Regions from separate parts of the Homo sapiens genome. Here region 2 is linked to region 1. A link is an interaction called in ENCODE POLR2A ChIA-PET data of the cell type or tissue named here. Cell type or tissue: IMR-90. All regions are shown on one strand. Links, peaks and the distances in the headings refer to the core of each region. The heading gives the core; the rest is flanking DNA.

The links. Peaks named below come from ENCODE experiments on the same cell type or tissue, not always from the same donor. Only the 100,000 strongest peaks of a DNase experiment are listed, where the experiment ranks them.
Region 2: POLR2A ChIA-PET joins it to region 1 with 20 read pairs; 2 of 35 experiments call an interaction of 5 or more read pairs at or near these places.

Annotation. Positions count from the first base shown.
Region 1 is chr5:159,200,050-159,208,148 of GRCh38, reverse strand. RNF145 (ring finger protein 145) reads left to right here. Exons shown (of 11, transcript NM_001199383.2): 2 at 4,493-4,715. The coding sequence starts at 4,532. It overlaps LOC107986468 (a long non-coding RNA gene), which reads right to left and starts at 122. Exons shown (of 2, transcript XR_001742943.2): 1 at 1-122. RefSeq lists enhancers at 41-90, 181-230, 1-485. In IMR-90, for the core only: no CTCF peak of the experiment used is centred there; no DNase peak of the experiment used is centred there; H3K4me3 peaks cover 1,014 bases; H3K27ac peaks cover 1,395 bases.
Region 2 is chr5:159,893,290-159,901,388 of GRCh38, reverse strand. It overlaps a transcript of ADRA1B not described here. Among named protein-coding and RNA genes, the nearest start is that of ADRA1B, 19 kb to the left of the region's middle. In IMR-90, for the core only: no CTCF peak of the experiment used is centred there; a DNase peak (open chromatin) is centred at 1,508; H3K27me3 peaks cover 691 bases.

The DNA of each region.
Region 1 (8,099 bases), core at 1,224-6,223:
GAGATCTGCAGGCGTTGTGGGAGGAGGTGCGGGGAGAGAGGAAGGGGCCTGTGCAGTGAGCAGGCATCAAAGATTAGTGGATGGCCTTGCGTCGCAGTCTGCAGTAAAGAGGAAACTAGTCTGAAAGGGAAGGAGAGGACTGTGTGTCTTTTTATTTTTTAAAATACGGAGTGTGCAGTTTTACTGAATCTTGAATCATGCCCAAAAGAATGAGCTGTCGGTGCTGCAGTCGTGACCCAGGCTGAGCGGCCGATGGCAGAGGTAGCAGTTTTATTTCCTCTCTCTGTTCCTTAAGTTGAAAGATGGCCTTTGTATTCAGAGTAGACTCCCTGTCTTTGCGGTTTGGGAGATGATGAGAAACCACAGAATTGCTAGTAGTTTATGTGGAGATCAGGTACATACAAAGTTAGCTAGCAAGGAGTGGGAGTGGGGAGGACCAGCTATATTTAAAACATGTGCCATTGCTTATGTAAGAAATGCGTTCTCTTTCCTGGTATCTCAGTTCTGGGCTTTTACTTAGAATTTTAGGCTCTAGCTTTGTGCTCTTAACATTTTCAGTGAGGCCTACCATCCTAACCGATGGACAGCCCGAAAATTTACTTTTCTTAAGATCAGTTTTAGTTGATGGTAGAATTTTTTTTTTTAACTGGTTGGGAGAAAGAAAGGAGATAATGGTGAATGATGATTTTTGTTTTTCTTTTTTAGGGGGAAGGTGTAGAAGTATTGTACTGAATAGTTTTAAGTTGGGTCACGTGTCATTCTTGTTTTTTCTTTGTCTTTTTAAAAAAAAGTTTAGGAGGTGTATTTTTGAAGAACTCAAATAAGAGAAATAAAAAATCACATTTTTCATTTCTCTTATTTGACATAGTTCTTCAGAGATTAGCTGTGACTGTAAAAACCTACATTTTTCTTATTCAGGACGATTTGTTTGGTTTCTTCATATTCAAAACTAAAATCCCGTATTTTCAGGAAAGTGTAGAATGAAGCCCCCTGTGTTTTCTAACCCACAAATTTGAATGGTAAACTGTACAGCATTATACTTCTACAAGACATTACTGTTTTCATAATTACGGATTGCTGCTTCTAAGCCTGAGAAGGTCATTTAATGAACTCATTGAGGTCTCCTTTTTGGTTAGCATTTGTTGCACCTCTTGTGGTTTTTGGAAAGAAATGCCTTTTTTTTTTTTGGTTTGTTTTTAGCTGTTTTACTGTGTAAAACATCTTTGAGTCACATTTAGTTTATGTTACCTGCAGACACATCATGTTGGATATTACTTTCCCAGTTCTTTTCAAAGTTCAAGGAGGACATTTTAAAATCTTGCATGGAAGATAAAACAGTATAGGAAGTTTATGTATTTGGCTTTGGGTGTGTTAAACCTTTCGGTTTTTTCTGCTTTCAGCTCTCCTGCTTATTTTCTAGGATTATTTGGTATTATTTTGTTTTCAAGAGAATATTGAGCTCCCCTGTACTTTAGGATATGCTGATTAGCCCTGTTTGACAATAAATCTGGAACAGGATAAATTAGGCAACATTATAAAGGTATTCTCTAGATCAGGAGAGAAGGCTCCATTTTACTTCGTGTTTGTATGATATAGTGATTTGGCAGGTGTGAGTAATTGCAAGTACTTGCAAAGAAGATGAATATTTTAAAGTTTTGTTTTGATGTTGGTTTAGTGTGTGGTGCTAAAGTGTAGTGTAAAGTACCTATTTGTATTGATAACTATCATGTGCTCTTTTACTTTAGAAGGGTTCAAAGTGATAAGGTTTTGAAATTTTTTTCTCTTTGATTTTCCATGTATTAAATTTGTTTCGTCAGTGCCTTTATACATGACCAGCTTGCCACTGACTTGCTAAAATAACATTCACGTATAGAAATAAATGCAACATTTAGTTTCGTTTATTTGGGCGTATTTAATTCTATCCAAAGTCCTTGTTAAAAACATTTCAGTCTCGAGTTGACTATGTAGTAGAGGGGGATCTTGGATATTGTTTTTTATTGACAGCTTTCGGGACCCGGTATTTTCTCTTTATAGAAATAGAAATGTGTCCTGTTTTCTGTTTCTTATTATATTTGTTAGGCAGGAGTGGTGGGTGGAAATAAAGAGGGAACATGTACCATTCTGCTAATGGACTTTTGTAATAGAGATGATCCTCTGTACGGATTAGGGAGTTTTTCTTCCCTAGCAGATCTTGATTTCTAAAGCAGGATTAGTTATTTGTTTAGTTTAAATTTTCTTCTTTACCCGTTTAGGAGCCACAGTAAATGGTGAAAATGGGCACATTTTAAAATAGCAAAGCATTGAAAAAAGAGAAAGGTTCCAAATCAAATGAAATAAATATGGGCTACAAGTGTTAAATCAGTAATAGCTCCTCCCTCTCTTGTTACTTATAAAAACAGAGTAATGATTTATATTGGATTCCAGAATATAGAAAAATAGTTACTTTTCGATGGCAGTATAAAGACTGTCAGTAATACTGTCATCTCAGTACGTGGTGATTTTCAAATATGGTGGCTGGTGGTTTGTGAGAAGATCTATTCAATATTACTTTGAAATAAATTCCCAAGAGGGTATTGGGTTATCAGTTTGCTCACCAAAGTAAGTCTTTCCACTGTAATTCCTGAAGTTATCTAGATGGCTTATACACATTAAAATGCATTAAACTCTTTACCAACAATTTCTGTGAATGTTTTGGTGTATTTTTTCCTGGGATTAGAAAAAATAATAATATCATGGGCTTTGAGAAATTTAGATTCCTCAGTGGTTGGTTTGCAATAAATATTAAAGGTTAGAGATTTTATTTTTCAGTGCATTTTTCCTTCTTAGGACATGATATTTAGTTCTGATTTTCACAATAATATTTTTTCTTATGTAGGAAAATTATGAAAATGATCTTGTTCATGTGAAATAATCAGAATTGCAGTACTTATCTATAAAAATGTTAAATCTATATTATTGGCAGGCTATATATATAAAACATTTGGGTTATGGGAATGGTTGATATATGATTATTGAAAAGCTTTTATTGATAGTGTGCCAAGTTGGGTTGCCTTTAGCTTTTTGACTATCTGAACTAGGAAGCTATGAAAATTGGAGGGTAAGATGGAAATACTGACAAATATTTAACCATAGCATAGCAATCTGTCACTATAATTTTCTGCAGAAATAAATGTTTTCGTTTGTCCTGTAATGTCTGAAATTACTGCTAAAGCTGGAAATGTGTTTAGCTTTCTCAGCAAAATTCTTAAAAGGATATTGTCAGAGCCAACAATCCAGAATTATCTTTACTCTTTAAATTGTTCTTTACCCACTTTTGTTTGCTTTTTTTTTTTTTTTTTTTTTTTTGAGACGGAGTCTAGCTCAGTTGCCTAGGCTGGAGTGCAGTATTGTGATCTCTGCTCACTGCAACCTCTGCATCCCAGGTTCAAGCAATTCTTCTGCCCTAGCCTCCTGAGTAGCTGGGACTACAGGTGTGCACCACCATGCCCGGCTAATTTTTGTATTTTTAGTACAGACGGAGTTTCACCATATTGGCTAGGCTGGTCTCGAACTCGTGACCTCATGATCTGCCTGCTTCGGCTTCCCAAAGTGCTGGGATTACAGGCGTGTGCCACTGCGCCCGGCCTTGTTTGCCCTATTTTATATTTTTTTGGATTAATTTGAAGTTCTACCATATAAAGCAGTATGGCATTGAATTGTCCCTTTAAATAGTAAATTGTCCTGATAACTGCCTTTCATTTCCTCCTCCCCCTGCCCCCCCCCACTACTTATCATGGTCTGTGCAGAGACAGGGGCTGCAGACTCAATGCCTGGCGTCTTCCATGTGCCTGCTTATCTGTGTATCAAGGGAAGAATTTGATGAACACTTGAAGGCAGATTATGGGAATTTTAGACCATATTTAACTTTAAAGATTCAAGGAAATGATATTGTAAATAATGTTCCCTCTACCTGTATCTACATCATGAGTTCTCTGGATTGTAAATTTAGCACTTCAATTTTGATTGTAAGTGAATAAGGAAAAGCATAGAGTACAAGATGCTGCAAACTAAACGTGCAGTTATCAAGTTTTTATTGAATTGCTTAGGCTTTTTCATAGAGTAAATATTCAAAATTCACCCTCTTATGAGCTACATAAATCATAGTTTTATTGGAGTGAGTGAATTTTTCAAGTTAATTTTATACAAGTTACAGTAGTCTTACAGAGTGTTTTGTTCCTAGATTTGGAGTTAGTGGCCTTTTAAAAAATTAGTTTTGAGGCCAGAACATTTAATCAGAATTATAAGATTGGACAGAACTGAATGGGTCAATGTGAAAACACAATACAGAGGTTATTTTATGAATATCTAAAAATAGTAGTTGTGGCTGAGAAGTAGTATACGTTCTCACATAGTTTTGTACAGTGTGTGACAACCTATTAGATTCGTGAAAGGGTATCTAAAAGCGATTTGTGTTGACTTTTTATTTTTATATATTGTGTCTTCTGAATTTTAGGTCTTCTCCAAGAAAAAAAAAAAGAAAAAAAAAAACAACATGGCTGCAAAGGAGAAACTGGAGGCAGTGTTAAATGTGGCCCTGAGGGTGCCAAGCATCATGCTGTTGGATGTCCTGTACAGATGGGATGTCAGCTCCTTTTTCCAGCAGATCCAAAGAAGTAGCCTTAGTAATAACCCTCTTTTCCAGTATAAGTATTTGGCTCTTAATATGCATTATGTAGGTGAGTGTCTACATCACATTTTCTAATCTTCTAGTGAGCATTCTGATTTATGTCTTAGTATCTTTTTGAATTTGGGTAAAATGAAGTTCATTTTCATTAAGATGATAGTGATATAGTTATTGATGAGTGTTTATGAATCTTGATAGTTTTGTCTTATCATTGCACATGAATTATTAAGGCTACAAGAAAGTAAGCAGTATTGGATTTATTTTACTGGATAAAACTGGAAGGCAGAAGAAAACATTCTAGATTTTAATATGATGAAATATAAACAATGAGAAATACTTTTAGAGACATTTGGCCCCTTCTAATTTGTCCTTGTTTTGGGGTTTGGTAGTAATTCAGAAAGTAAGCTTTTTAAAATGCAACATTCTTTATTGTTCCCTGAGATAAACGAAAACATTAACATCAGCTGAAGATAAAGTGTTCAGTTAAATGAAATTTGGGAAATGATACTATAATACTTTGTTCCATAAAAAAAATCCTCCTGGAACTATAATTTTTTTTTTTTTTGCTTGAATCCCCTTTCAAGAAAAATGGAACTATCATTGATATGCTATGGGGTTAGTGGTAAAAATAATGATAAGAGATTGAAGAAATTAAAGTCAAGAAATACAAGCATGAAACAGATAAAATTTACCTAGAATAAAAATCATGATCCTTACTTTTTAGGTTTTGGTTTATTTGTAATGTATATAGCAATATATTTTATTAATGTTGTGATTGCAGAGTTCCAGACATGGTTTGAATGGTACTATAGTGGTTTTGCTAATATTTTATTATTAGAGTTGCCTGTCACAAAATATATCTTTTATAAAGTCATGAAGAGTTGTCCTGTCTCTCTGAGATTTATTTTTATCACTTTCTGGGTTCTAAAACTTAGCCCTGAGAACGTTCCCCTTACATCCCTAAGAGGTAAGCTGTTGTGGAAAGAAGTATGATGTAGTAGAAGAGATGGTGCACTAGAAACAAAACGTTTCGGTTCAGTAAACTCATCTTTTGTGGATAGCACTACCTTGGGAATGTCTCTGAAATGGGAAAGTTCCTTTATGTTGCAAAACACTGTAATTCTCAGCCTTTTATGAAAGGCTTTGTATGTTAGCCAATTTATGGAAAGTAATTCCCGTCAGTTGTAGAACAACTGGGTACTTGGCTTAGATTTTTAGATTAATCAGCAAAGTCATACATACTGTGGTTTTAAAAATGTGCTTATATATTGTTTCTGAATAGGTTGAAATATTTATTATAAAAACAGCTGCCTGATAACCAGGAATATTAATTTTAGAAATTGAATGTTTTCGAGTACAATTGAAGTTCATAATCTGGTTTATAATTTTATAAAGTTAGTTGAGCCATCTTAAATATGCTTACTCCATGCCAAAGTAGAGTAAGCTCAGTGGTTGCATGAACAGATATTTTCAGCTTGAACAATGTTTTGGTTGGAGTTACCTTTGTCAAAATATTACATAGTGTTTATGTAATGCTCCTGTTTACAGAATTTCACCCTCAAATACAAATCAAATTTCACCTTAATAAAATAATGTATCTACATTCAGAAATAAAAAAGCATAAAAAGTATTTAATGAAAAGTATCTCCCTCCCATCTCTGTTACTCATTCGCTGAGTTCTCACTCTGAACACCATGTAGCTTTTATTTCTTTCTGTATAATTCTAGAGATATTTTTATGTATATATAAGTAAATATAAAAAATGTATATTTCCCCCCTTTTTATACAGATGTTAGCATGGTATACATGGTTTTGAATCATGGTTTTTGTTTGTGATGTATGTGGAGCCATAACTACTGCTTTTAGATATTTATGAAATAGAGTTTTGTGCTCTTTTTCTTATGATGACAGTCTGCCGGATCTTAAAGACTCTCTTGAGTAGATATCGAGGCCTCATTTCTCCTCTTCCCGATTGCATTTTACGTTGGCATAGTATCTTCGTATGGATATACCATAATTTATTGAACTAATTACTCCATTGGTGGACATTTTAGATAGCCTACCTTCTGCTATTTTGTACAGCGTTGTGCTAAATAACTTTGTATAGCTATAATTTCAACAAGTACAAATATAACCTGGGGCTAAGTTACTAGAAGCGAAGTTGCTGGGTTAAAGAGTACAGTGGTCCGTCGGTGTATGCTGGAAGTTGGTTCCAGGATGCCCACGTATACCAAAATCTGCGCATACTCAGGTCCCTCAAGTGACCCTGTGGAACTATGTATGCAGAAGGTTGGCCCTCTGTATACGTGGGTTTTGCATGTTGCAAATACTGTATTCCATAAGAGTTTGGTTGTAAAAAATCTACATGTAAGTGGACCCTCACAGTTCCATCCTATGTTGTTCAAGGGTTAACTTATATATATTTGTAGTGTTGACAGATAGTACTTTCCATAGGGTTTTACTATTTTGTACCTCCAAAAACCGTGGTTGAGAGTTCCTACAATCCTATATTATCAAAACAGCCTGTTACCACAAATATTTTGGCTACTCCAATAGGTGGAAAAATTGATTTTTTTAACTCAATGTAGTTTTAGTTTGCATTTCTATTATGAATGAATTGAACATACACATACTTAAGAAAAACCTGTATTTTCTCTTCTGAGAGTTGTCAGTTTATATACCCTGCCCACTTTTCTGTGAGATTCTTTTTTTACCAATTTGTGGGAATTTGGTATACATTAGGGAAATTAATCCTTTGTGATAAGTTGAAAATAGTTTTTCCAGTTTCAACTCAGTGATTTTGCTTATGATTTTTTGACATTTAGAAGGTTTTTAAGCTTTAGTATTTTGAGTCAATTAGAAAAGCCTTCTTTATTCTTGAGTTTATAAAGAATTCTGTTGTATTTTATCTTACTATTTTTGTGGGTTTATTTTTACATTTAAATCTTTGCTTCATTTATCTGTATGAATAGTGTGTTATAGGTATAATTTTATTTTTTCTAGATAACCACACAGTCATCCTCACCTATTTAGTCCATTTTTTTCTCATTATATACTGAATTCTCACATATATTTTGTTTCATTTTTGAACTTCTCTTCCTTTAGTCTGTCTGCCTGTTTGTGAACTATTAACACGCTGTCTTATTTGTTGAGGGTTTAGATTATATTTTACTGTCTAACAGGGTTAGTCCCTTCAGTTTTCTTTATTTCCTCCTCTGAGCTTTTTTTTTATGGTTAGTTTTCTATGTGAATTTAAGAATTGTCTCAAAATTGTCTAGGTCTCATTCCAAAAACAAAGCAACCCATTTGATTTTTTTTAAAATTTAGATTGCATTATTACTAATTTTGGGGGCAGGTGGGGAGGATGGGTTCTTGCTGTGTTGCCCAGGCTGGCCTGGAACTCCTGGGCTCAAGTGATCCTCCTGCCGCAGCCTCC
Region 2 (8,099 bases), core at 1,395-6,394, 690 kb before region 1:
CTCCTCCTCCTTCCTCTTCTTGTAGTGATCCTAGTGGGGTTCTATTTGACTTATTTGGCTGTGCTGGAAGAGCAAAGGGTGAAGGGTGCACCTGCTGACAAGACCCGTCACTTCTCCCTCTGCCTTTATCCTCTGAGGAAGGCAGGAGGGAGGAAAATGAGATTTCTCTGGGTTCTTCAAGAGAATGGATTATCTTTGATCTCTGACTCTTTGGGAGCTTGTTGGAATTTACATAATAAATAATTATAAGTTAATGTACCTACTTAAAAATAGTACATATATATTATATGTCTAATATCTATAACATGTATAATAGTAAAACATAATATAATGAATATATAATAATAAGTATATCCATAGGCAGGTTTTTCCCTTCGGAGTAGTCACCTCAGGAGGCCATGAGCTTGTTTTCATAGTCCAATTAAAACTATTTTCTCTCCTCTTTCATTATTCTTCTCAAACCAGTTTGCACATTCTTGTGACCATCATGGTGGAATTAAGTACTCATTCTTTGAGAGCAGATGTAATTTTCAGAAGCAATCCACAGTCCTTATGAAGACACTCTGAGCTGGTCCTTAGCCTGTCTGTCCCAAGTCCATTCCATGGCCTGTCTTGCACTGCTCTGCATGGCTGGGGGGCTGCCCACCCCCCAACCTGCCAGCTGGGCTTGCTCAGTGGGGGGTATGGCAGAAGGGAGAGAGACAAGAGAAGTGAGGACATTGCTCCCCTTTGCTGACTCTCTCTCTCCCTCAGGGGCTATTTCTGATTAAGTTTCGTCACTTTCATGGCTCTCACTACACTGGACAGATCTAGTAGTACAAATACATCTATAAAAATAAAATCAATGGCTTGCTACATGCCAGCATGAATTTGCTGTAAAATATAAAAGAAAACAGATTCTACTCACCATAACAACCAAATATGCAATGCCCAGGAATAACTTTAACAAGGAACGTACAAGACCTATATGAAGAAAGTGACAAAACTTTACTGAGGGGAATAAAAGAGGCCTTGAATAAACGGAAAGATGTATTCCACTTCTGGGAGCACTGTAAGGATGTCAATGCTTCTCAATTTAACCTATTAATTTAATGTTGTTCCATTGAAAATATCACTGGAATTTGGAGGGAATTTAATAAAATGATTCCAAAGTGCTTCTGGTAGAATAAATGCTTAAGAATAACCAAAAACTTTCAGAAAAAAAGGGTAGGTGGAGGGAATTTCCCTACCAGATTAAAAGGCTTGATAATGTAACTGTAGTTGAAACAGTACTACTGGCAGAAGGTCAGGCTGGCAGATTATTGGACTAGAATAGACTATTTAAACTAGATTCAGCACGTATGAGAATTACTGTGTTGATAAAGGCATTTGTGAGGAAAGGAAATATCACCTTTATCAATATATTAGTTGGGTATTTGGAAAAAATAAAGTTACAGCCTTACTTCTCATCTTACATCCACTGTACATTCCAGATAAATCTCTTGGCAGAGATTCTGGGAATCTTGTGGTCTAAAACAGTCATTTCACAGGCTATAAAACAGATACAGAAAGGAGAAAGATCTTGCCTGAGGACACACAACACATTAATAGCAGGGCCAAGGACTCTTTACTTCCGATTTGGAGCTGTCTACCCTTTAAAGACCCATCTTTACAGTCCAGTTCATTGCCTCCTGCCACAGTTTTCATTTCCATAAGGCATCACAGGAGTAGGGCTGCCGGGTGCCGTTGTGCAGGTTATGACTGTACCATTTCAGGGGGATCCATTTACATCAAAATCTATATGAGTGGTACCCTTTTGGAGCTGTGCAGAGCACTGTCAGTATGGGCATACTTAGGAGTCCTGCTCAGGAGGATGGATCTGGAATTCATTCTTCAGCAAGGATGATAAATACTTATGACATGCGGTGAAGCTTCTTTCTCCAGTACACATGGCTGTCAATCAATTTTCCAGGCATTGGCTGTCAATCATGTTAGTCTTTCCCACTGAGCCCAGACTTAATCTCAGAATCTTTCCCAACCAAATCCTCTAAGATATCTCAACCCAGTTCTTCCACTAGTTGCCTTTCCTTCTTTCCTTCCTTCCTTCCTTCCTTCCTTCCTTCCTTCCTTCCTTCCTTCCTTCCTTTCTTCCTTCCTTCCTTCCTTCCTCCCTCCCTCCTTCCCTTCCTTCTTTTATTTCTTTCTTCCATTCTTTCTTTTCTTTTCTTTTTTTCTTTTCTTTTCTTTCTTCCTTCCTTCCTTCCTGACAGGGTCTCACTTTGTCACCCAGGCTGGAGTGCAGTGGCATGATCAAGGCTCACTGCAACCTCAACCTCCCAGACTCAAGCAATCTTACTGCTTCAGCCTCCCACGTAGCTGGGACTACAGGTGTGCACCACCACACTTGGCTAATTAAAAAACTTTTTTTTGTAGAGATGGGGTCCCACTATGTTGTTCAGGCAGGTCTTCAATTTCTAGGCTCAAGTTATCCTCCTGCCTCTGCCTCTCAAATGTGGGATTACAGGCATGAACCATTGCTCCTGGCCTCCACTAGTTTTCAATTGTAGCTGGCCCTTGAACTAAATAAAATCCATTTGCTTTAACTGTTTTAAGTGAGTAGCTCAAATTTGTCCTCAGAAGGATCCCCCTTCCAAGTCTCTTCTCAGCTTCTATTCATTGATATCAACATAGATGTGATGAAACTGCCAAACAAAACAATCAATACGGCCATGGTAACATTATAGGATGCTTTAAGGATTAAATGCAAAAATGCAGATAAAATCTTTAGATAGTGACTGCCAATAATTAGTATTTTCAAATAACAATGAACTATTTAAAAATCACCTTGTTGAAATCTATAAACATGTGTTTGTTTTGCTAACAGCCTCTAATGTATTCTCAATCTAACCCCTAGTTTCCAAACATACATTAGAGATATAAACTGCTGAGTATTGTTGAGAATCATATGTTTATCAGAGTTTCAGTCATCAAACACACACACACACCCCACTTCTGGGAATCAGTTTCTGTGATCCAGAAGCTGCTAAAATCTATGGGCGATAGTTTTCTCTGCCCTCCTGTCTTACAGCTGTCTCCTGAGTCAGTCTCTCTCCCACTCTTCCTGCTCTCTGTGTTCACAGGGAACCAGTGATATGCAGGGTTGTGGGGGCAGCAGGGGTTAAGAGCAGCTTCAGTGGCTCCCTTTGGCATTCTAGAAGCAACCAAACACATTTGCTGGACCCAGATGCCAACACAACTGGTTCCTTTAAGTGGAATCATCAACAGAGCCAGCAGAGACACCACAGATCAGGCTTGCCAGGGCTTCTCTGCCTGTGGTTTGCCTGCCTGGCTGGGCAGGGTGAGGAGAGGGGAAGAGAGGGAAGGGGATGGGAGCCGGAAGTGGCAGGGAGCCCTATTAGCTATGGCATAAGATGCGGGAGCTGTGCCAGCCCCGAGCCCTCTGTCATCCCAGCCTCTGGCAGGAACATTTCTGTTCAGGCGCCAGTGCCCTTGTCCTTACTCTGCCATCGGGCCTTTTATAAGTGGACAAGGAAAAGGTGGCCAAACCCCTTAGATGTCCCCTTAGGTCAGAATGGCAGAGAATGTCCCAGCAGGAAGGGACTTTCAGGATCATGTAACCCAGACTCTTAATTTTACAGATGAGGGCACTGGGATTCTGGAAGCACCATCTTGACTCACATGTTTACCAACAAGGACAGGCCTGGGCTCTTTTAAAGACCCATACAGGACAACTCTGTGGGAGGTTAGTAGTTGCGCCTAATCTTGAGGAGAAATGGGCAGCGATTTTAGGAACCTTGGAAAGCCATTGGAGGAAACATTTCTGGCAGTGGGGAAATTTTAAAAATCACTCCACCTAAATGGCTACCTGCTTTGAGGGACCAGTCCTTTTTTCTTTTTTTTTTTTAGATGGAGTCTCACTCTGTCACCCAGGCTTGAGTGCAGTGGCGTGATCTCTGCTCACTGCAACCTCTGCTGCCCAGGTTCAAGCGATTCTCCCGCCTCAGCCTCCCGAGTAGCTGGGATTACAGGTGCGTTCCACCACGCCCGGCTAATTTTTGTATTTGTAGTAGAGACGGGGTTTCACCATATTGGTCAGGCTGGTCTTGAACTCGTGACCTCATGATCCACCCACCTCAGCCTCCCAAAGTGCTGGGATTACAGGCGTGAGCCACCACGCCTGACTGGGACCAGTCCTAAGCATAGCCAGGTTAGTTAGTGAGAGAAGCACAGGAAACGAGGAAAATAGTTGCTGGGGTTTAAAAAGCTGCATTTTCCTCCCAGCTCTGTCATCTCCTTGCTGTGTGACTTTGGATCAGTTGCTTGGTTGTCTGAGCCTTGACTTTCTAGCCATTGCCAATAGGCCCCAAAGGATTGCTGGGAGAAAAGAATAAAAGATATGCAGGCTATTTTTCCATTGTCTCATATTATATGAATAATTATTTGAGACCTGGGCAGAATTTGGTTATGTGGAGCTGTTTTACTTGTTTTGATGTGCTGAGCATAGAGTTAGGTGCTTTTCCATGGGAATTCATTAAATAATATGCAACAATCCTGCATCTTTTTGACTTGGTGACTTGGAGAAATAGGATTTGTTTTCCCCCTGTGCTGGGCAGTACTCTCTGTCCTTGAGAATTTTGTCAAGGGGGTTGTTACATTTGTGATTTCAGTGGAGCGCGGCTGATGAGTATGTTACCCTGAGATGATCACATCATAAAACAAGGATGGATTTGACAGAGGACCTAATATGCTCTTCACATGCAATTCATTTCACATCATATTTCGTTTCCAAACCCTGAGAAATACGGGATACCTGTGCCCACATTCACTAAACAGTAGCTTTTTAAATGTTTCTTCTCTGAGCACACACCTTTCATTTGACTCAGAAGGAACATGAGAATTCCAGGAACACATTTAATCACTTAAAATTAGTTGTGCCATCAGTCTCAGGAGAATTGACACAAGAACTGGGAATTATAGCAAGCACACTCATGGAAGCATGTTCCCCAGAAGATGGCTGCATTTGGGCTCAGGTGTGATTTCACATCCAAAGCTTTTAAAAATTTAAGTTTATCTAAATTGATCTTGAGTAACTTCTTCCTTTACCTTCCTTCCTTTAGCTTGTTTATTTATTTTTAACAGAAGGAGGTCCCATTTAAAAGTCATATTCTTTTGAATTCTAGAAACTAGAATTTCAAAGTCTTAGTTCTGCTTCATCTTCAAGTAACAGGACTGTCATTTATTGATTCAACAAATATTTACTGAGATTCTTCTATGTGTCAGGCACTGTGCTAGGTCCTGGGGATACCAGATTTCTGGGTAGATACCAATATAGCTTTTCATCCATCCATTCACCAGCAAGTATTTATTGAGCACCTACTATAGTTGTCAGGCACAGCACTATGTGAAGGGGACACAGGTGAATGAGACAGAAGAGATACTTGCTTTCATAGCCCCTATAGTCCGCTGGGAGCACTGAACTCCTGACCTCAGGTGATCCACCCACCTTGGCATCCCAAAGTGCTGGGATTACAGGCATGAGCCACCTCACCTGGCCCGGGAGCACTGAAATTGGACCACGCCTTCCAGGAGCTCACAGCTTGGTGTATGGGGCAGATATAGCACAAGAAATGCAAAACAGTATGTAAAGCCTTGAATACATTTGGACTGCAGAGAGCTTTGGAATGCCAAAGGGAGGATGGGAATGATCTTTTTTTTTCTTCAACTTTTACAAGTCCAGGAGTACATGTGCAGGATGTGCAGGTTTGTTACATAGGTAAACGTCTGCCATAGTGGTTTGCTGCACAGAAAGGATGGGAATGATCTTAAGAAAGAGTGGGATTGTAAATACTGAGCACAAGCTTGTAAACCTGAAACCTGGGTTTGAATTCTGTCTCTGTCTCTAGTAGCTGTGTAACTTTGGTGTCCCCTTGTCTTAATTTCCTGTTTTCTAAGAAGGTAGCAGTAGCATCTTGTTCCAGGTGGTGAAGCTTCAATGAGGCATTGTTTGTAAAGAAAGCATGTAGCACAGTTCCTGGTGGCTGCTCTTCTGCTTTCAGAGTTAATTCTGATAAAGACAAGATCCTTGGAAGGTGAAGATTCCACTGGGCCTGGGATGTGGTAAGCTGGCGAAATGGGTCCATGTGATCCTTGCTGCCATCTTGGTCTAGAAGGGTAGTGTCTTGTGAGAGGAAGAGCATCAGGCTCCAGCCGGCTCCACTTGTCGGCCTAGGTCAACCTTTCTCAGAGCGTGTGGGCTGCATAGATAGCGCTGAAGTGGTACAGAGGCAAGTGCTGAACAAATTGAAGAGCTGTGTATTTTTCTGTGTATTACAAAGATATCATCTTTCCATTTACAGTAGTTCTATAATGCTTCCTTTAAAGATAAATTTATATACATTAAAACATGATTTGATTTAAAGGAGAAACTTAAGAACTAGCGGAGGTATGTGAACATGGCAAAATCATGATGGTGCTTGTCTGATGCTCTGTTGTGCTAAAAGGAGCATAGGGAATGCTGGCTTGGAATGAGGTTCTTAATGGTAGTAGTTCTCCTTTTCCTTGTCTGTAAAATGACAGTGACAACATCACCTTCCTGGGGCTAGAGAGCTGACACGAGAGAATGCGTGTGAGGGGCCCTGCATAGTGAGTGGCCCTCTCCCCTGATGTTGCTCTATCCCTACCTCATGCATGACTATATTGCCCTCTTTTATTGTATCACGAACTAAAATTAATTTGTTTACAATTCCTCTCCATAACACTGAAATTCCAAACATTCTGAAAACTGAATGTTAAAAAAAAACAAGTTCGGCACACATCAGTTTATTTTTGATACAAATTTACAGTTTTTGTAGCAAAATTTGACCTAAACCGATGGGAAGCTATCTGCCTCCTTAATTTATCCCTCCAAGTGTAAATATTTACATGTGTGGAGACAGAACTGTGAATATGCTTGACTCTGATGTGCTGGCCTGGATTCTACGGAGTAGAGCGTATTATATGGTATTTGAAGTGCATAACCTCTCTAAAATGTGAAAAATTCTCTATCCCCTAAAACATCTGGTGACAAGCGTTTTAGTTAAAGGATTGCAGACTCTTAGTTGTTTGTTTTCCCAACCAGCACATAAATCCCAAGAGGGCAGGGATCACATTTGTTTTATTTAAGGCCATAGCCTCAGGCCTAGACCAGAACTGGCACATAGTAGGCACTTAGTAGATGTGAAGGAAGGCACTGAATGGGCGTCTCCCTGCGGGGCACCACAGCCTGTCTGTAGGGAGGGGGTTTCTAACACTTCAGCAAGGTGTAGCTGTTGACCACCTGGCCCCTTGCCAGGTAGGTGGATATTCTGGCCATGTGAGGGGCCAGCCTGAGTCCTGTGAAACTGGGTCTATCTTAGTGTTTGGTTCCAAGAGTGATTAGGTTTACTTGGGATGGTCCAGACTGGACACACTATGCAGAGAGGCCTTTCCAATCCAGGCCCCTCTGGCCTCTTAAACTCCCAGAGACTGGTGCAGATTCAGGGCCTGTGAAGCTATTTGAACTGTGGGAAAAACTTGCAAGTTTCCGCTTGCTTCCTGACCCATCAGGGCAGCCCCCAAATCTCTGGACTGGTATTTTCAAAAGCCTTTTGATGACAGTTGAGCCCCCGACTGCCTGTCTGCCCACCTTCCACAGACAGCACCCAGTTCTCTGCTCCTTTTGGCATAACAGAGCATCTTGCACGCAGCAGAAAGCTAGGAAATACTTACTGAATGACTGAACAAATGAAAGAAAGAAAGAATTGCATCTTTCTTGACATTTGACCTTTTCCCTTCTTCCTGGCTTAGTACAACCCCTAGTCTTTGCCTTTGAGGTCCCTGCATGTATGTCTTGTTTTCCACTTCATTTTGCAACATACTCAGCTATCAGTCTTGGCTCCCAGGCTGTGGTTGCCACTTGGAGCCCCTCCTTCCAAGCTGCCTCTCCATTCTCATATTCATCCCTATTAAGCATTGCTCCATCACTTCCTATGGATAAGGCACTGGGCATAAGCTCATTATCTCATTTAATTGTTTTATTCCCGCTTTACAGAGAGGTGAAGTAACTCATCCAACTTGGCATC